Regions from separate parts of the Homo sapiens genome. Here regions 1, 2, 3, 5, 6 and 7 are each linked to region 4. The links are chromatin contacts, found by Hi-C or POLR2A ChIA-PET in ENCODE. All regions are on one chromosome and are shown on one strand. The core of a region is the stretch at or near the end of the contact, and the rest is flanking DNA. Distances in the headings are between cores, read along the strand shown.

Region 1 (2,764 bases), core at 37-2,536, 860 kb before region 4:
TGGTTGCTGGTAGGAGCAGGTCCTGTGAGGGCAAGGGTCAGAAGGACAGAGGAGTCTTCTTATCCTGGCTGCTCGCCTTTTCCCTCTGGTCACCTCACCCTTTTGCATGTTCAAAATCTATGCTCATCTTATCTAGCCCATTCCTCTTGGCTAAAGCCAGCACACATCCTGTTCCTCTCAATGGGAGAACTATCCGGGCAATTGCATTTAAAGGTTTTCTTGCATTGGTTCGGAATTTGCCCTGGCTCTGCCCTTATTTCCTGATCCCAGTGTAGTTTCTTTATTCAGGTGTGCAAAAGAGTGAGCTATTTTGTTATGGAGGCAGAGAGAAACAACCTCAGGTTCCTCTAATAATGCCTTTAGAACTCTCTTCTGAATAACTGGGGCGTTAAATTCATCGACAAAATCCCTTTGGGAGATACACCATCTGGGGACCCCCTCAAAGGTAGATATCTGGGCTAATTTGACTGCTATTTTGCAGGAATGCAGGTGGGCAAAAGATAGTTTCCACTAGGTCAGAATGTTTTTTCCACTTTCTGTTCTTTGTTATTTTGCTCACTTCCGGTGTGAAAGCACTGAATTTCAGAATTAGATGAAACTTATAGTAAAGGCCTGCCACAAGGTCTTTGTCAACCCCATATCCTGGTGACCAAACTAGATTTCATGACGTCAATCATTTCAAAAACACAGGCTCTTCCAACGGCGTCAGCAAGCAGAAATCCTGTTCACAAACACTGTTCTAAATCAGTCTTTATTTTATTTTATTTTTTTTGAGACAGAGTCTCACTCTGTCGCCCAGGCTGGAGTGCAGTGGCACTATCTTGGCTCACGGCAACCTCCACCTCCCGGGTTCAAGGAGTTCTCCTGCCTCAGCCTCCCGAGTAGCTGGGATCACAGGTGCCTGCCACTACACCCAGCTAATTTTTTGTATTTTTAGTAGAGACGGAGTTTCACCATGTTGCCCAGGCTGGTCTCAAACTCCTGACCTCAGGCGATCCGCCCGCCTCGGCGTCCCAAAGTGTTGGGATTACAGGCATGAGCCACTGCGCCCAGCCAAATCAGTCTCTTAATACTGAGTCTGAATCTCTTGAGATTTTAGCCCCTCAGTGCTGACCTGATGGAGATGTGCCTTTTTTTTTTTTTTCCGGGGAAGTATTCACTTCAACTCCCACAACCCCCGAGGAATGACTAGTGGGTTTCTTTCCCCTCCCCTCGGGTGGCCTTGTGAGGAAGCCAGGAAGTACTGTGAGCGGCAGGGCCTGGGAGAGCCCCTGTGGCCGACAGGAGGAGATCAGCCTTCATCGCACTCTCAGAAACGGAAGTGTGGGCGTGTGTTATGTTGCTGCAGCAACCAAAGGCAACCGAGCAGCAAACCTCAGATGACTGAGCCCAGCCCATTCAACGAGGGGGAGTTTCAGGTGGCCTGTGTTCCCCAGGGACTGGGCCTAGCTCAATCGGGAAAAGTCAGCATCCAAAAGTCCTCAATGACGCAGAGGAAGCCAGGAGAAAACAGTCAATGGCTAGTCATCACTGATTCGTGGTCACAGGCGTTAGAACAGGAAGGATCTGCACAGATCAGCCTCTCCCACCCCTCACTTTCCTGATAAAGGAACTAAAGTCCGGAAAGTACTTGCTCAGAGTCCTACTGCCAGTGGGTGTGAAAGCCAGAACCACCACCCTCATTGCCTTCTGTATACATAGCTTTAACAGTTTGCAAACACTCTTATATGCTTTAATTTCATCTGATCCTGGACTGAGAGCAAATATTTGTATTTCAACCAAAAGGCCAAATGCTCAGTTTCCTCATCTGAGAGGATAATAAGAGTACTTTTCTAATGGAATTCTTTTTTTCTTTTAATTTTTGGTAGAGACAGGGTCTCACTATGTTGCCCAGGATGGTCTTGAACTCCTGGCCTCAAGAGATCCTCCCAACTGCACCTCTCAAGTGCTAGGATTACAGGCATGAGCCATTGCTCCCTGTCCTCTAATGGAATTTTTGTTAGGATTAAATGAGTTAATAGTTTGGAGATTTGAGAGACTATAATAGAGGAAACCTCTCTTCCCTTCCCAAGTTCTGAGTAATTAAGAGCTGGGCAAGGAGAAATAAAAACAAATGGGATTGGCCAGGAGCAGTGGCTCTCTCCTGTAATCCCAGCACTTTAGGAGGCCAAGGCAAGCAGATCACTTGAGGTCAGGAATTCAAGACCAGCCTGGCCAACATGGAGAAACCCTGTCTCTACTGAAAATACAAAAATTATCTGGGTGTGGTAGTACACACCTGTAATCCCAGCTACTCGGAAGGCTGAGGCAGTAGAATCACTTGAACCCAGGAAGTGGAGGTTGCAGTGAGCCGAGATCACCCCACTGCATTCCAGCCTGGGTGACAGAACGAGACTTCATCTCAAAAAAAAAAAAAAAAAAAAAGCAAATGGGATCAAAACATCAACTTTATCACTGATACATTTTATATAGGAGTCCATGGTTTACATTTGTGGGTAAGTGAATGCCAGAATTAGGCAGGGTACCCACGCAGGCTGGGGCATGCCCCCCAGTTGGAAACTGTCCCTGTAAACAGTGGAGCCTGGGAGAGCAGAGCCCAAAGCATGCTCTGGAGGAGGATGGCTGCCAAGAGGACAGAGATGGGCTGAGCTATGCATCTCCAGTTCCTCCCCAGCGTCTCCATTGAGAAGTTGCTCCTCTTCCTGTACCACCCTCTTCACCACCACCACCACCCTCCTGGGCAGGAATGAGTCAAAGAGCAGGG
Region 2 (2,700 bases), core at 20-2,519, 920 kb after region 4:
CCCAACATATAAGCAACAACAACAAAAAAGAATAGGTAAATTGGATATCATAGCATTTAAAAAAAAAACTTTCCTGCTTCAAAACACACAATTAAGAAATTAAAAAGGCAACCCATAGGATGGGAGAAAATTTCTGCAAATCATATATCTGATGAAGGACTTGTGTGTGGAATATATAAAGAACCCTTACAACTTAACAATAAAAAGACAAATAATTTTCAAAAAAGCAAAGAACCTGAATAGACATTTTTCCAAAAAAGATATATAAATGGCCAATATGCACATGAAAAAAATGATCAACTTCATTAGCCTCAGGGAAATGCAAATCAAACCTACAATGGGCTGCTATTTCATGCAGATTATGATGGTTCTAATCAAAAAGTTAGATAATAACAAGTTAGCAAAAATGCAAAGAAATTGGAACTCTCATGCACTCCTAATGGAAATGTAACATAGTACATCTTTTGGAAAACAGTCTGGCAATTTTTCAAATAATTAAATATAGTGCTACCATACAGCTCAGCAATTCCCCTCCTAGGTATATACCCAAGAGAAATAAAAACATATGTCCACATAAAACCTTGTGTGTGAATATTCATAGTAGCATTCTTAATAATAGGCAAAAGTTAGATATAACCCAAATGTCCATCAACTAATGAATGTATAAATAAAATGTGGCATAAGCATACACTTGAATATTATTCAACCACAAAAAGGAATGAAGAACTGATACATGACACAGTGTGGATGAACCTTGAAAACGTTATGTTAAGTGAAAAAAGACAGTCACAAAGGATTATATATTGTATTATTCCATTATATTTAATGTCCAGAATATGGAAATTCACAGAGAAAGAAAGTAGGTTTGTGGTTTCCTAGAGCTAGGAGCAATGGGGGAATGAGGACGGATGGCCAAGGGATTTCTCTTTGTGGTGATGAAAATGATTTAAAATTTATTGTGGTGATGGTTGCACAACTCTGTGAAAATACTAAAAACCAGTGAATTGTACGCATTAAATGGGGAAATTGTATGTTATCTGAATTATGTGTTAATAAAAACTTTTTTAAATTATTGATTTAAGACTGAGTAAAAGAAGTGGTTATGGATATCAGGTTATGGGTTTAAATAAGGTCATTGGCTGAAGTCAAAAAGTTGAGGAAATTCCCAACTAGAAACCTCAACTTCCTCACTGAAATAGAAGGCAAATCCATCTGCCAAGTAGGAGTTTATAATCAGATAATGGTACATCAGAGGTAAAGACTGCAGAGGTGGTACAGTTCCAGGTGATGACAGGTTCCAAGGTGTGTCATGAAAGTGAGTGGCTAAGCTGGAGAAGAGGGAGAGGGGGTGGAGGCCCAGGAAGTGACAAAGCTTAATACACCTCACAAGTACTTGTTGAATTGAATGAAAGAATTACTTCCCCTGCCAGCACTGTATGATACATTAAGGCCTCAGTGTTACTTTAATCATCTTGGAAATTGTCACCATGTTTGCCCTAAGTAAGTTTCTTTCTTTTTCTACTAAATTTAGGGATAGGCGTATGAGTTTCAATGGAGACCATACTCAAGTTACCTCTCACCTATGGATGAAAAAAGGAAAGAAAAAGAAATTGGGGTTTTCTAAGTGTACTATGATTACACTGAGAGTATAAAAACTACTTAGGAGAATAAGCTTCTAGAAATTTAGAATGAAAACAATGCATACGCAAAACAATAAATAAGATACTAAACACAATTAACTACTGATTCAAGAAATTCACCTAAGACCTACTTTCTTTGTAGCCCCAAGTTCAGTAGAGTCAGAGGGAGGATTTCTGGGAACCCCAAACGCCTTTTCCTTGCATTCCCCCTCTGATCCAGAAGATCTTCTCAGGTCCCAGCTAATCTTTCCATTGAGGCCACCATTCTCTCACCTGTAGGGTCCCTATACCCCCCTATGTCATAGAAAGGTTTAGAGCTGAGCATCATCCCCCCATTTTCATTGCCCCCATACCAGTCCCCTCTACTAACACAAACATACAATGATAATAAAGGTTCAGGGCAAAATATAGAAACCTATCTATTTGTATTAAGCACAAAGGAATTTAATAAAGGAAATTGGGTGTTTACATATGAACTAGAATGGCTGGAGGAGCAGGCTCAAGGTTGGGCCCCCAGGAATAACTCCTAGAACAATGCAGAACTGACTATCCAGGCAAGCTACTTGCTCTGCAGCAATCAGGATGGTGAGTAGCCAGCAGGCTGACACTGGAACTTTTGAGTTCATGAACCCACAAGGATAGCTGTGTCCCAGGATCAGAAAGTCAGGATCGAGAAGCTACTGCTGCCACACCACAACTGCCTATAACCATCTATGAAGCTAATGTCTGAACACTAGAACACCACTTCAGAAAAACGTGAGATCTTGGAGATGGTCCAAGATCTTGTTCACACACAGAAAAACAGACAATAGAAGGAAGGTGGCTTCTGTTTCACTTCTGCTTTCTACATGTAAAACAAAGCGTATTTAATAAATTCATCCAAAGGAGTCAGGGAAACGTGGTTTCCAGCATTCAAAAAAAGAGCTGGAAATGGCTGAGTGCCAATCAGCTATATCCAGCATACAAACACACTATAAATGCATACATGTGCATATGTGTACACACACGATCCCAGATGACAAGATTATTGGCCCTTTTTGTTATGTGAATTTTTGTAATA
Region 3 (2,700 bases), core at 17-2,516, 910 kb before region 4:
CTTACCAGGGACATCATTTAACTCAGAGCATGACCACATTCATAAAACAGAAGACAGTCTCCCAGGGTTCAGTCCGCTGGCACCTTCACTCCACCTTCCAGCCAAAGGTCAAGTATTTCCAGCACTCAGACATCATCCTTGATGCCTATAAAACTCTCAAGTTATTTTTAAATTCTTAAGTCCAAACAAGCACTAAGAAAGTGTATGAATTTTTTATTTTATTATTTGTTGAAATAAGAAAAACTTCACAGGGAGGTCTAAGAAACTGCTTTTCTCAATTCTACTCTATTTCATCTCCTCTCTCTGTCTCCCTAAAGAGGATAAATGTTTAATGCTGACCTTATTCCTCAAAACCACCCTGTAAAATAGGTATCATGTCCACTTTACAGACAAGAAAAGCAAAAGCATGGCAAGTAAAATGACTTGGCCACATCTAGGAAGTAGCCAACCCAGGATCCAAACTTTTATCTGGCTGCTTCCAAAGTCCAGGTGCTAATAATCTTACACTTGAGTGTACATGAGAATCACCTGGGATCTCAATACTGATTCTGTAGTTTCAGGTGGGACCCTGGAACCTGCATATTCCCAAATATGCAGGTGATCGAGATCCAGGGAGGTTCACAGGCCATAATTAGAGAAACACTGTCCTTGGCCATACAACATTAATGAAGTCCAGCCATAGGATTTTCTTCTCCTAGTCATTACCAAAGTAGCTTTATTGAAACTTCAGTACACCTCAGAATTAGCCATGTGTATATCCTGGATATTTGCCAATTTATGAAATGGTTCCCAGACCAGAGCTGGGACACACCTGGTTTCCGGATGTTTCTGCTGCATCTGTAGAAATCTTCACCATATCATCGCCCCAGGACAGAGTCAAATCAATTGGGTGACCTTTCCTTCTCTGAAATCCTAATCATCTATCCCCTAGGCCAGATTATCTTATCAGCTACTGACCCAGTTAGCTTTCCTACTTCACAACAGGTTTCTAATGCTTTATGTCAGTGTGAGAGAAATGGCAAGTTGGGAAAATTTGTGACATTGCATTCAGGAGGCAGTGAGGTAGAGCAATAGCTTTCAAACTAGATTCCATCAACCCTCAGGACACTGCAGAGGTGCAACAGGGAAAAGGGGCAGGGGAGAGAGAAAAGCCTGGGAGCTCTGAGCCCTTCATTAGAGCAGCTGTGCTCAATTCTGCTTCATATACAGAACCGGGATTTCTAAAAGAGTCACTCAAAAGCTTTTCAGTGGGGGGAGTGGGAAGGGAAACTGAAAAGAGAGAAGTCACAAGAGCTGGATTCTAACCCCAACTCTTCAGTTAACTTGGTATGTGACTTTGGGCAAATTGCTTCATCTCTCTGGGCTTCGGTCTGCTTACCGGAAAAAAAATGAAAACATTGGAACCATTGATGCCTGTCTTAGTCTGCTAGGGCTGCCATAAAAAATCCCACAGACCTGGTAGCTTGAACACAGAAATTTACTTTCTCACAGTTCTGAAGGCTGGAAGTCCAAGATCAAGGTGTGACAGGTTCGATTTCTCCTGAGGCCCCTCTCCTTGGCTTGTAGATGGCGGCCTTCTTGCCGCGTCCTCAGATGGCTTTTTCTTGGAGCATGCGCACCTGGTATTTCTTCCTCCTATAAAGAGATCAGTCATATTGGATTAGGGCCCCACCCTGAAGATCTCATTTTATCTTAATTGTCCTCTTAAAGGCGCTATCTCCAAATACAGTCGTATTGGGGGTTAGGGCTTCAATATTTACACTTTGGGAGACATAATTCAGTCCACAGCCTAAGGCTCCTTTCAGTAAACACCAGGGGTTGTTGAGCAGCAACTATGTGCCAGGCTTTCCTCTGGGTGCTAGGGACACTGTGGCTTCTCAAAAATGCCCGTTGTCTGCAGCCATACCCACCTGAACATGCCCAATCTTGCCTGATCTCAGAAGCTAAGCAGGGTCAGGCCCAGTTACCACTTGGATGGGTGAAGTGGCCCTTGCACTTGAGGAGCTCACTGTCCAAAAGGTGAGCTCCATTAACGGATGACTGGGGCAAAACAGAAACCCAAAAAAGATAAGAACAGTTCAGGAAGTGGCTCCCAGGGAAGCAACCTAAGATGAAATGATGAAATGTGAAACATGAACAGGTGTTCACCAGTTAGAAAACTGGAGGAAGGGCTTTTCCAGCAAAAGGAGCAAAGGCCCAGAGGTGGAGCAAAGGCCCAGAGGTAGAACACATCCAGGGTGCTGGAGTGCAGTCTGAGGTGGGAAACCCCAGAGGAGGGGCTGGAGCAGGGAGAGGCCACAGGAGGCCTCATTAGCTGTGCTAGGCAGTTATGCATATTCAGTAGAAGGTATCACTGCTAAAAAGTTTTAAGCTGGGCTGGGCTCGGTGGCTCATGCCTGTAATCCCAGTACTTTGGGAGGCCAAGGCGGGTGGATCACTTGAGGTCAGGAGTTCAAGACCAGCCTGGCCAACATGATGAAACCCCATCTCTACTACAAATACAAAAATTTGCTGGGCATGGTGGCGCACACCTGTAGTCCCAGCTACTTGGGAGGCTGAGGCAGGAGAATCAGTTGAACACGGGAGGCAGAGATTGCAATGAGCCAAGATTGCACCACTGCACTCCAGCCCAGGTGACAGAGTGAGACTCCATCTCAAAAAAAAAAAAAAGTTTTAAGCTGAAGAACAATCTATTTATTT
Region 4 (2,700 bases), core at 51-2,550:
TGCTCCTAGAAAGCAGGAAAAGGAAGAGGCCTTTATATACCTTCTCCCCAGGACACACAGGGCCTGCAGGCAGCCCTGGTGGGTGCCAGGTTACTTAGGGACAAGGTGACAGTGGCATGCTTTTGCCATTTGTCCCCAGCCAAGTGTTTTTCCACTGATGTGAAAGGAAAAAGATAATTTCTCTAGTGAGCCCTACTGCAAAGACTCTGAGGCAGCATTTCATCAAAGGGTGCTGGGAAGCACTGGGGAGACAGCAAAACCCAAAAACCTCCAGCTCCACTCAGCAAGGAGCTTGCTGCTTCTGTTTCCAGAGAGGCGGAAAAATGAATGAGCACTCAGGAAAGCCAACCTGATCAGTGGCACTTTGATAAGATGACAAAATTGCTCCCTCCTCCAGTCCAAATCCACTCTCTGTGGTGAACTATTATGGGAAGGAAGCATCAACTAATTAGAAGCATCTCTGGGACATGAGAAAAATCAGCACCTAAAATGCCTAAGCAGAGAGAATTCCTTGTTAAGAAGAGAGAAAACAAAACAAAAAACTGCTAGGATGTCACTTTGCCCAAGCATATTTATAAAGGGAGGAGGAGATAAGAATTAATTGGGACAGGAGCTTCTACCTAAGTGACATAAAAGACACAATTATTTTTGCTGCTTTTACAGATCAAGTGCCCCTTCCAGGTGGGGATAGAGCCCTGGCACCACCCACCATTTTGAAAAATGACTTTTAGTCTTCCGTAGTTCTAACTAAGCTTGAAATTAAGATGGTTCTTTTGTTTACTCCCCCTGTTGGGGAAGCTCTAACCACCTATCAAAAACACCAATGTCTGGATTATTTATTTCTCATTGTCCAACCTACGGGGCATAGAAGAGTTTTATGAAGCCAACATGTGAGGCGTTTCTCCCAAAGAAGCGTGGATGCACCTCCCCATATTGCAGAGCCCTTTTATACTATGGTCCTTTGATAATCTGGATTTTGACAGACAGAACTAATGCCTGACTTGGAGCAGGACAAAGAGCCCTGGAAGTCAGAGGCTTCATTCTTGTCACCCTCTTTCCTTTATAAGCTGCGAGCACTTGGGTAAGTCCCTTAACCTTGAGAAAATTCAATAAAACAAAGGGTTAGTGACTAATATATTACATCCTTTTTAAAAAACAAGTTGTGGTTTAAAAAGCCCCATATAACATGAGATCTACTGTCTTAACACATCTGTGAGTGTATAGTACAGTATTGTTAACCATAAGCACACTGTTGTAAAGCAGATCTCTAGAACTGACTCAGCTTGCACTACTGAAACTCCACGCCCACTGAGCAGCAACCTCACTTCCTCCTTCCTCCGGCCCCTGGCACTCAACCATTCTATGTTCTGCTTCTACGAGTCAACTGCCTTAGATACCTCATATCAGTGGAATCAGGCAGTATTGGTCCTTTATGACTGGCTTATTTCATTTAGCATAGTGTCCTCAAGGTTCAAATATATATCCTTACAATGATACTGACATGGTACTCACTGTTTCCATGGTAAGTGGTTACATATATTAACGTATTTAGCCCTCACAGAAACCCTTCAAGGTAAGGTGGCATGATTATCTCCTTTTGATAGATGAGGAAACTGAGGCAAAGGGAGGTGAAGTGAGGTGCCTATGCTTACCTGCTGTGTAAGTGGCTCCAGACTCCTTTTTTTTTTTTTCCAAGACAGGGTCTCACTCTGTTGCCCAGGCTAGAGCATAGTTATGCTATCATAGCTCACTGTAGCTTTGACCTCCTGGGCTCAAGTGATCCTCCCAACTCAGCCTCCCAAGTAGCTGGGACGAAAGGCACATGCCACCACATCCACCTAATTTTTTAAATTTTTTGTAGAGACGAGGTCTCACTATGTTGCCCAGGCTGGCCTCGAATTCCAGGACTCAAATGATCCTCCAGCCTTGGCCTCCCAAAGTGTTGAGACTACAGGTGTGAGCCACCACACCCAGCCCAGACTCCATTCTCTTGAACATAACACCATGTTCTTTCTGTACAGTTTAAAATTTCTATTTTAGCAAGTAGGCTCACAGAGATACTGAAGTCACTGAGGAAGATGGCAAAAGATGGGGCAGGGAGGATAAACGAGATGTGGTGTTGGAGAGATCTACCCTTGTATAGTTCAGAGTGGTCTTTCACAGCAGGAAGAGGATGGCCTTGGAGCCAGGGAGACCTGGGCCCAGTCCTGGCTCTCCCTTGCTCTAGGCCCTTGGGAAACACCAGTCACCAAAACTGGCAAGACCCTTGCCTTGTAGACATCACATGCTAGCAGGTGAGACAAACAACAAACAATAAGTATTCCCAATAATGTCTGCTATAGAAAGGGTAAAGTGTTATAAAAAAACAAACAAACAAAACACTGGTGCTGGGAAGGCTGGCTGGAATTGTAAAAAGGGTGCCACTGAGAAGGTGATATCTGAGCAGACTAGAAGAAGGTGAGAAGGTAGATTGTGAGGCTGGAGCACATCTAGGGGATGGTGTTCCGCACAGAGGGAAGAGCTAGTGCAAAGGTCCAGAGAAGGGGAGAGCCTAGGACGTATGAGGGAGAGCAAAGAAGCCAGCCTGTGTGCAGGAGCCAACGCGAGCCAGCGTAGAGGCACTGAAGCCGGGGATGGCATGGGGGCGGCGGAAAGGCTGTGCCAGTGACTCTGAGTGGTGTGGGAAGCTATGCAGGCTTT
Region 5 (2,700 bases), core at 85-2,584, 680 kb after region 4:
TTTATCTTTCTGAAAATATGATAGATTTTTTAAATCCTGCTACATGAATTACTTGTATTTTTTACTAAATGACTTTTTTTTTTTCTATTTACTTTGCACTTGGCCTCTCAAATTGGAGGCTTTTTCAAATATTTGGTGATCTTTGGCTATCCTTTGTCATATAAAAGTGAGGCACAAAAAAAATCTTAGAGAGAACGAGGCTTGTTGACCAAGTAGCAAGAAGACTTTTTTATTGTGTGATCCCCAGATGTCAAAATTGATCTTTTCTCTGGGTCTGCTTAGTGTTACACTAGTTAGTTTAGCTAGGATAGGCAAGGTTAGCTACAGGAAAAGAAAAAATAAAAAGAATAAAACAACTCTGTGGCTTAACACAATAAATATTTATCATTCCCACTATATGTCCAGTGATAATTGGTGATGGGCTCTGCTCCAGTCACAGAATTACTCCAAACCATCTTATGATGTCACTGTTTCACCAAGATACCTCATTTGTCATAGCAGGAAAAAAAGCAAGCATGGAAACTCGCATATTGTCTGTTGAATGTGTCCACCTGGAAGTAGTATACATGACTTGTACTTTTACTTAATTGACTGAAGCAAATTGTAGGTCCACACCTAGCCTCAAAGAGTGGGGAAGTGCAGCCCTCCCAAGTGTCCAAAAGGAGAGGGTAGCCAGAAATACTGGAGAGCAGCACCAATGTTTACCACAATGACTGATTCATTCTCTTAAAAATAGTATGCTTGCATGCCTGTAATCCCAGCATTTTGGGAGGCTGAGGCGGGTGGATCACGAGGTCAAGAGATTGAGACCATACTGGCCAACATGGTGAAACCCCGTCACTACTAAAAATACAAAAATTAGGTGGGCATGGTGGCGCGTGCCTGTAGTCCCAGCTACTAGGGAGGCTGAGGCAGGAGAATCGCTTGAACCCAGGAGGCAGAGGTTGCAGTGAGCAGAGATCATGCCACTGCACTCCAGCCTGGGCAACAAGAGTGAAACTCCATCTTAAAAAAAAAAAAATAAGCTTGCAGTCCTCATTCCTCCTCAGCAGATATTATTCAGATACTCAACATCCACTTGGTGAAGTATTGATAAATTGCTTCTTTTACTATTATTTTTTCTGATGAAGTATGTTGACTAACTTAAGGAGAACTTAAGAAAAATTAGATGAAAACAAAAGGATTCCTCTGCCTGCTAAACTTTTTATTGTTGTAAGAAAGCAACAAAAAACCACTGAATTCCTATTTTTCCATCATCCTATGTCTTCCTAAAGTCATCCTTAATTTCATCACAGCACCACTGATGAGGCAAAGCCAGGGTGGAAATGAAGGTGGCAGTAAGCTGAATTGTAACTTGGAACTGGCTGTGGCCAGCCTCCACGTGACCAATTTTGTAATTTATTATTAACTTTATGCAGCTACACACAAAAGGGAGTGAAGATTGCACAAGAGGCTCTGCTAATAGCAAAGTCTTTTAGGACCTAGAGCTGTGAACTACAAACAGTTTATCTTCAAGTGCCCAGGAAGTGATGGTAGAATTCAGGTTGCCTGACAGAAGCAATTTAGATTCTTCAGCAATAGAGGAGAGTTTGAATGTGAAGACATTCTCCTCTCAAACTTATATCACCTTGAAGAGTGGACAAATCCCAAGCTTTACTGTTTCGGGCTACCAGGCACAAATGTGATTGCAAACCAGACAAAAGTGTCCCCACAAGTTCATGAGCAGATTTTAAAACCAACCTGTTTCTCTGCCTCTGGTTTCAAAGAAACTAATTGCTCAGGATGCACACAGATGGTGTCTGACTCATTGTTTCTTTCCTTCATGTCACTGGATGTTAAATTAGTAATGGTAATAAACAACCACATATATTCACAGAGAAAAATGTATGAAGCTAAAATTAGAATCTTTGTCATGCAACATTGATTTGTTCCAGAAGTTGGAGCTAGATTGGTCAGCAAGTGAATGTTTCAGCCTTGTCACTCCAAGTCTTTTTGAGCCCTGAGCACAGACAACCCTAGTGTCATTGACCTTAATAAATGGAGAGTTGCTGAGAAAGCTTCTAGTCCACTGCCAGGCCTCCAGCTGTGGCCTTCCAGTACACACGCCCCTCCTCAGCTCAGACAACTTAGTGCTCTATGCACTTGCTGCTGTGCAGGGGACCTCAACACCTCTAGAATGCAGTACAGAAGTTGCCATTTACATCTTTAAGGTCCTAGACATGTGGCAGCTTATTTGCTAACTGAAGTCGCCACACTGATCAGTCATTGGATGCAGGCCACCCTGGGAAAGGGTGTGACATTGGAGGAGGTAGGTTTCTGCAGAGGGGACAATCCATAAAGGGGCTGACAGTTGAAGGCTGTTGGCCCATGACATTCTCAGGAGCTGGGGCAATGAGGCTTCACTGATGGGGGAGCTGGGCAGTGCATCCTTGTGTCTAGCGCACGGCTACTTCAAGTCACTTTTCCCAGAAGACTCTTCTATCACAATTGAAACTTCTTCAAGTTTCTGCCTGAGATAAGCTTTCTCCATGGTTTTCAGACCAACATCACTTGCCCCAAACTCTCCACCCCTTCTCATGATCAGTCTCATTTTTTTCTCCACTTTATTTGATTTGTCACACTGTCTCATGGATATCTGTCCCTAGATGGGTAAGCTTACTTCTACATTTATGGTTATGTTCACTTAGTAGCTTTTCTCCA
Region 6 (2,744 bases), core at 62-2,561, 740 kb after region 4:
TTGTTTGCCAACTAGAAAAACATTATTATAAAGTTACAGAAATTAAAAACCATCACTGAGCCAAAAGCAGGGAGACAAATCAATGTAACAGAATACAATGCCAAAACAGTCCTATAAATATGAGAATTTGGTATATAATAAGGGTATCATTTCAAATCTGTAGAGAAAACATGGTCCCTTTAATAAATGATATTGTGAAAACTGGCTAGTGTTTTAGGGTAAAACATTTGGATTTCTGTATCATTCCTTTGCCAAAATAAGTTCTGAATGGATCAATGACTTAAATATTTAAAAATAAAATTAAATATAAAAAGTACTTATTATGGATTAATATTTTTATCATGTAATTTCCTTGACTTTTCTGCATTTGTTGTTAAGGTGCATGTTTCATCGAAGCAAGGACCATCTTTACTTCAGTCACCATTGCATCTGTAATTCCTAGCATATCATCAGGCGCCCTCAGAAAATAGCTGTCAAAGAGCTAAATGAAAAAATTAATAGTTTACCAGACATAATTACTAGACACTATTGTTTCTTACAGTGGTCTGCATATCCATCTGTCCTGTTTAAGAAACTTATGGATAGAAGGGAACCTAACCATTCACATTCATCACTTGTAGGGAAAAGATCAATGAAAAAAACTAAATATCTCCTGAGGTCGATTATGGGGGTAAATAAGACTTGGGTAGGCTTCTCACCACTCAGCCAAAGAATACAAGCTTAACAAGAGTCAGTTATGTTGAATTACTGACATGCTGACATGCTGAGATTTTGCCTTTTCTATCCCCATCAGATTAACTGATAGCTTACAAGGCAAAACAGAAATCATTCTGGAGTCTCATGTCTACACCTGAGCATCAGTCTTTTTTTTTTTAACCCACAAACACTGGTCTTTGCAAGGTACTATAGTTCACTCCCCTGTCATAGAATACCTACATCTCTGTTATACATGACTTATAATGAGACTCTTCAATATGGCATTCTCTTGTTGATCAGCTGCCATGGCATTCATTCAGTATGGTAGAGAAGAGCACATTGATTGTTATTGCTATTGGCTAAATTTCCTGACACCTTGTCAGAATGACAAATGAAGGAAGCAGCAAGTCCTCACACAACCATGACTTCTTAGGCAGCATCACCTGGGGTTTCAACACCAGTAGTTATAGCAGGTAGACCATGAGCTTTGGGCCAAGACATGCCCAGTTCCAAACCCTAATTTAGACACATCCTAGAACCACAACAAGGTTTTTCCTTACTTGAAAGACTTTGTCAAAGGCTTGTTCCTGCTAGCTGACTCACTGCTGATACAGGACACGAGGAACCCCAGACATCCCACCATTCCTCATTTGGTGTCTGCCCACTTACACAGAACCCTGTCTGCCTCTTCTCTTGAGCCAGGCCCAGGTGGTAGGGAGCCACATTAAGAATGGTGGACAAAGAATGATAAACTCTCTCAAGCCCATTCCAGGACAATCCAAGTAATCTAAAGGAGGATTCATACAGGAAAACAAGTTAATACAATTAACCAGAATGAAGGGGTAAACTAGAGAGTTGGAAGGAAAGAGAGGAAAAAAACATAAGCAAAAGCTGAATGGTTGGGTGGTTCAAGGCCTAGATACTTTCATTAGGCCTGGAATTAAGTGGAAAAGCAATTCAGCTGCCTTCTGCATGAGAGAAAGAGAGAGGAGCCCGCATAAAGGCCATTTATGGTCCAGGACAGAGAGATGAAAGAAAGAGAATTTTTAGAGCCTGACAGAGAAGTTAGGAGGGAACAGTAGTAAAAAAGAGGGAAATTAGATAAGAAGACATTTTGAAGAAACACATAATTTGTTTATGTTTAAATATTTTATTCTTTGTGTGGTCTCAGTGGAAAATTGCCAAAGGGATGATGTGTTTTACTTGCTTCACAAAGGGCCTTGCACAGGGCCCCATGCACGCTTCCCATCCTTTATGGCTGACTCCTGCAATACATGTCCCCTAAACTCAGAGAACTCCCTTGAGGATCTCTTGTGTGGCCATTGCCCACATTGCTCTGGGATATCATGAGCATTGTTGCCTTGTACAGCTTTGCGGTTTACAAGAGAGTCGCTAAACATTTCACCAAAGTCATTCTGAAGATCCCCTTTCAACAGTTTCATGCAATGGCGATTTTCACTTCTGCAAAACTGCAATGAAGGCCACATCATCTTTTTTCAAGGTCTGTGAGTCACTTGAGATTATGGCTGTTATTAATAGACTGCAAAATCAACCATCTCCTTCTTCACCTCAGCCAGTCAGTTGAGCATTCAATATGTATTGAGAACCTATAATGCCTTTGCCTTCAAGAGGCACAGGTCAGTTCTGTCCTCAAGAAGCTGCCCCCAAGGTGTCCAGCTATGTTCCTATCTGGAGGGAGGAGAAGGCCATCCTTAATCTTTGGGGCTGATGAGTCCAGCGCTTCTTCAACATTTCCTGTCTCATAAACCCCTCCCCTCCCATTACTTTCTCTGAAAAAGTAATTTGATATTCTGGGAGAAAGGAGGAGTTTGGAGGGCAGGAGAGGTTTCCCACACCCCCAAATCATTCCAAGATGTCACTAAGGGCAGTCCTCTTTAATTCTTCATCTGCTGCTTTGGGGCATCTACCATTTGCTCAGTGGCACCATCTCACATGAAATCAAATATCCTCAAAATCCATCAACTGACGTCTTCTGTTGGAAAGGGATAACTTGGGTCTACTTCATTGGAACCTTCAAATTTAAGACT
Region 7 (2,700 bases), core at 156-2,655, 850 kb after region 4:
ATAAAGAACAAGTAAATTCTGGCTTTATTACACAAGCACGAAACCAAATTCCTTTGGAAAAATAATGTCTTCGGAGGACTTCCAGACCAGTGAGGTAGAGTCCAACAGTGAGAAAACGGATCTGCCCCTAAGGTCCTGGAGACGTCTCAATCGGTGGTCAGGAAGAAAGGGACCTCCCCTGCGGGTCCAGCTGTCCCCTCCCTCCGCAGGCCGGGTACGGGAGGCAGCAGAGGGCACACCTGCCCCAGCGTCCAAGACGACCGCGCCGCGGCCCGGGACAGGGACAACCATCCGGCAACTTCTTCGCGCGTAAAGTGCATTGGGGGCCGGGGTCCTGGCCGGATCTGTAAACACTCGACTGACACTTGTTCATTCCTCCGGGCGGAAGGCCTGTCCCAAGGTCGGGGCCGGCAGGAGGCGCCCTGGAGGCCGCACCTCATGCCCGGGGCACCGGGAAGCGGCGGAGCCTCACCATGGGTTCCAGGTTCACTCGCAGGACCTGGCGCGCCCTGCGCCGCGCTGCCGCCAGGCTGCGCTCGCCCCACACGTCGCTGCCGACGCGGATGGTGGGGAAGGTGGTCAGCGTCGGGGTGGCCGCCCTCCAGATCTCCTCCAAGGTGCGGCCCCCGAAGCAGGGCCCGGGGGCCACGGGCTTGGCCGGGCAGCTCTCCTCGGGGGGCGGCGGCGGTGGGGGTGGCGGCCGGGGCTTCCTCCTGCGGGCAGCGGCCGCCCGGGCTCCGCGGCGCCTCCTCCTGGCCGCTGCGCGCGGAACCGGCCGGCGCGCCTGGCCGCGGGCTGTAGGGGGCCCCGGGGGGTCGGGTACCAGGGCCCGGCAGGAGGAGTAGCCGTAGACGTCCTTGCTGCGCAGGATGTGCGGGGAGAACTGGTGCTTGAGGCTGCAGAGGAAGCTCCAGAGCTCCGCGTCCGAGCTCATGAACTCCGTGCTGCGGGGCATGAAGAGCTTGAAGGCGTCGCCCAGCGCCTTGGTGCTGTCAGCCAGCGACAGTTGCGACCGCGAGTACACCACCTTCTCCTCCCGCGCCTCCAACCCAGCCCCGTCTTCTGCCCTAAAGTCGCCGCCCCGGGCGGCCGTGGCCGGGGCGACCGGGCGCCGGCGCCGCCGCCTCTTCATACTGCGCCGCATCGAAGGCCGCTCCGGGCCACTCACGCTCGCCGGGTCCCACTACTGCCGCCGCCGTCCCAGTCCGCGTTGGCTCCGCGGCGGCGGCTGCTGCTGGCGTCTCTCGCTACTTTTCTCGCCTCCGCCGCCGCCCCTCCCCCTCCGAGGGCGGAGGACGCGGGCGAATATCCTGCTGCCCGGTACAAGATGGCGGCCGGCGCCCACCCCTGGGCTTTGTCATTGGACGGCGCCTCGCCCCCCTGGTTTCTCTTTCTTCTCCTCTCTTGCCTCTTTTCGCCGGCTGCCTTTCTTTAAATGTGCCCGCCTCAGGCCCCTCCCACCGCAGCCCCGACTCCACCCATTGGGTGCTCTCAGAAGAGGGGCGGGGACTGATGGGGGAGAGGCCAGTTCCTGGAAGATGGTGCTGGGGTGGGTGATGGCCTTTGAACGTAAGTCAACGGTTGGGTGGATCTAGGAGGGCTGCCACGTCTAGAGTAAGAGGGTGGATGTTGGCTACACCATGGGAAGAGTGACTCTTAGAGTGAGGGGGTGTGCAGTTGTGGATTGAGCTGGGAGCTCTACCAGTGTGGATAACAAAGGGAGATTTCCCTGAAGGATGTTCCTGGTATCATCACAGCTAGGGAATTTGGGTTTAAGTCTAGGGGAAATGGGCCTTTCGCAATTCCCATCCACCCTCTCAAAGGCCTCTTCTGGCATCTTCATTCAAAACTCTTCCCTGTCTTGACCCCAGCCCATCTCAAGAAGCCAGTAGTAATCCAGAATCATTCAGGTAATGTGCGTGGCTGGCAGCTGAGAGATTTTAGTCTCCCTCTGGACACTGGAGCCATCTTCATATTTAAGAGAGACCCTGCTTATCCAGAAAGCAAAACATGTCATACCCTATAAAACTAAATACTCTTTGCTCAAGTTGATCAAAGATCTATTACAATAAAGCCATTCTGTGAAAAGAAAATATAGTTTTAAATACACAGTTCTTTATGGATGCCAATTCGTTTTTCATTTAGTTTTAAAATGTCAAAGCCACCCCTATCATTTAGAAAGGATGCATCATCGCAGACAACAGATAAGGTTTCGTTGAAAAACACAAATTGTTCAAAACACATTACCTTTTGTATTGGGAGGAGAGTAGTGGACATCCTTTAGTCATCTTTTCTGTCCTCTATACCTAACTCAGTTCCTGTCAGGTAGTGGACACTCAATGTGTTTGCCGAATGAATCAATGAAATACCACCGATTATCCCAAATAGAGTCAGAAATGTTGAAACTGCTTAGAACAGGACAATTAGATATTTTATATTGCAATTTTCACAGAACTCCTTTAAATTTCTTAAGGTTAAAAGAAAAAATCTCCTGACACTTAGAACTTTGAGGTGGGCATGTGGATTTTACCCAGGAAACATCTTATTTTGCAGTAGTGAACAAATAAAGTATAGGAGTTTTGTGATTTACATGTAGTTGCTAATGGTTTCCTCAAATATTTGACCTGAAAGAGACCTAGTTCATTCTCCTTATTTAACAGGTGAGGAAATCTGTACCATAGAGGTTCAGTAACACAGCTG

Evidence for each region. Hi-C counts contacts between places; a loop is a spot of excess contacts on that map. ChIA-PET counts read pairs that join two places held with the same protein, here RNA polymerase II (POLR2A). Pooled maps may share reads with other maps.
Region 1: a map of natural killer cell shows a loop between it and region 4 (7-fold over the local background). The contact joins two enhancer-like sites. A Hi-C loop is called at or near these places in 2 of 168 maps with a recorded cell type or tissue (naive thymus-derived CD4-positive, alpha-beta T cell and natural killer cell), 11 of 37 single-sample maps with no recorded cell type and 13 of 50 pooled maps. POLR2A ChIA-PET finds 5 or more read pairs at or near these places in 1 of 52 experiments (activated CD4-positive, alpha-beta T cell).
Region 2: a loop to region 4 is called in a map with no recorded cell type, with 8 times the contacts of the local background. The contact joins two enhancer-like sites. A Hi-C loop is called at or near these places in 2 of 37 single-sample maps with no recorded cell type and 3 of 50 pooled maps.
Region 3: a map with no recorded cell type shows a loop between it and region 4 (19-fold over the local background). The contact joins two enhancer-like sites. A Hi-C loop is called at or near these places in 6 of 37 single-sample maps with no recorded cell type and 4 of 50 pooled maps.
Region 5: a pooled map shows a loop between it and region 4 (15-fold over the local background). The contact joins two enhancer-like sites. A Hi-C loop is called at or near these places in 5 of 37 single-sample maps with no recorded cell type and 12 of 50 pooled maps.
Region 6: a pooled map shows a loop between it and region 4 (12-fold over the local background). The contact joins two enhancer-like sites. A Hi-C loop is called at or near these places in 7 of 37 single-sample maps with no recorded cell type and 4 of 50 pooled maps.
Region 7: a loop to region 4 is called in a pooled map, with 6 times the contacts of the local background. The contact joins the promoter of CCDC71L here to the enhancer-like site in region 4. A Hi-C loop is called at or near these places in 2 of 37 single-sample maps with no recorded cell type and 6 of 50 pooled maps.

What each region holds. Positions count from the first base shown.
Region 1 is chr7:104,943,890-104,946,653 of GRCh38, forward strand. The region is part of intron 1 of LOC101927902 (a long non-coding RNA gene); the gene reads left to right. Among named protein-coding and RNA genes, the nearest start is that of LHFPL3-AS2, 19 kb to the left of the region's middle. RefSeq lists enhancers at 10-69, 710-759, 1,070-1,379, 1,173-1,467, 1,700-1,769. Within about 2 kb of position 1,287, at least 37 of the 41 ENCODE cell types and tissues checked have a DNase peak (open chromatin) inside an H3K27ac peak, as active enhancers do; they include natural killer cell, where a contact is called at or near this core.
Region 2 is chr7:106,728,907-106,731,606 of GRCh38, forward strand. No RefSeq gene overlaps it. Among named protein-coding and RNA genes, the nearest start is that of LINC02577, 45 kb to the right of the region's middle. RefSeq lists an enhancer at 2,534-2,583. Within about 2 kb of position 1,270, at least 5 of the 41 ENCODE cell types and tissues checked have a DNase peak (open chromatin) inside an H3K27ac peak, as active enhancers do.
Region 3 is chr7:104,894,430-104,897,129 of GRCh38, forward strand. The region is part of intron 2 of LHFPL3 (LHFPL tetraspan subfamily member 3); the gene reads left to right. It overlaps LHFPL3-AS2 (LHFPL3 antisense RNA 2), which reads right to left. Exons shown (of 4, transcript NR_027374.1): 4 at 199-1,635. Among named protein-coding and RNA genes, the nearest start is that of LHFPL3-AS2, 31 kb to the right of the region's middle. Within about 2 kb of position 1,267, at least 2 of the 41 ENCODE cell types and tissues checked have a DNase peak (open chromatin) inside an H3K27ac peak, as active enhancers do.
Region 4 is chr7:105,808,096-105,810,795 of GRCh38, forward strand. All of the region lies in intron 2 of ATXN7L1 (ataxin 7 like 1), which reads right to left. Among named protein-coding and RNA genes, the nearest start is that of ATXN7L1, 67 kb to the right of the region's middle. RefSeq lists enhancers at 821-890, 1,011-1,120. Within about 2 kb of position 1,301, at least 8 of the 41 ENCODE cell types and tissues checked have a DNase peak (open chromatin) inside an H3K27ac peak, as active enhancers do; they include natural killer cell, where a contact is called at or near this core.
Region 5 is chr7:106,483,342-106,486,041 of GRCh38, forward strand. No RefSeq gene overlaps it. Among named protein-coding and RNA genes, the nearest start is that of CTB-30L5.1, 110 kb to the right of the region's middle. Within about 2 kb of position 1,335, at least 5 of the 41 ENCODE cell types and tissues checked have a DNase peak (open chromatin) inside an H3K27ac peak, as active enhancers do.
Region 6 is chr7:106,550,825-106,553,568 of GRCh38, forward strand. No RefSeq gene overlaps it. Among named protein-coding and RNA genes, the nearest start is that of CTB-30L5.1, 47 kb to the right of the region's middle. RefSeq lists an enhancer at 2,047-2,346. Within about 2 kb of position 1,312, at least 2 of the 41 ENCODE cell types and tissues checked have a DNase peak (open chromatin) inside an H3K27ac peak, as active enhancers do.
Region 7 is chr7:106,659,753-106,662,452 of GRCh38, forward strand. It overlaps CCDC71L (coiled-coil domain containing 71 like), which reads right to left and starts at 1,406. Exons shown (of 1, transcript NM_175884.6): 1 at 1-1,406. The coding sequence starts at 1,144. The coding sequence ends at 437. RefSeq lists an enhancer at 180-229 and a silencer at 580-849.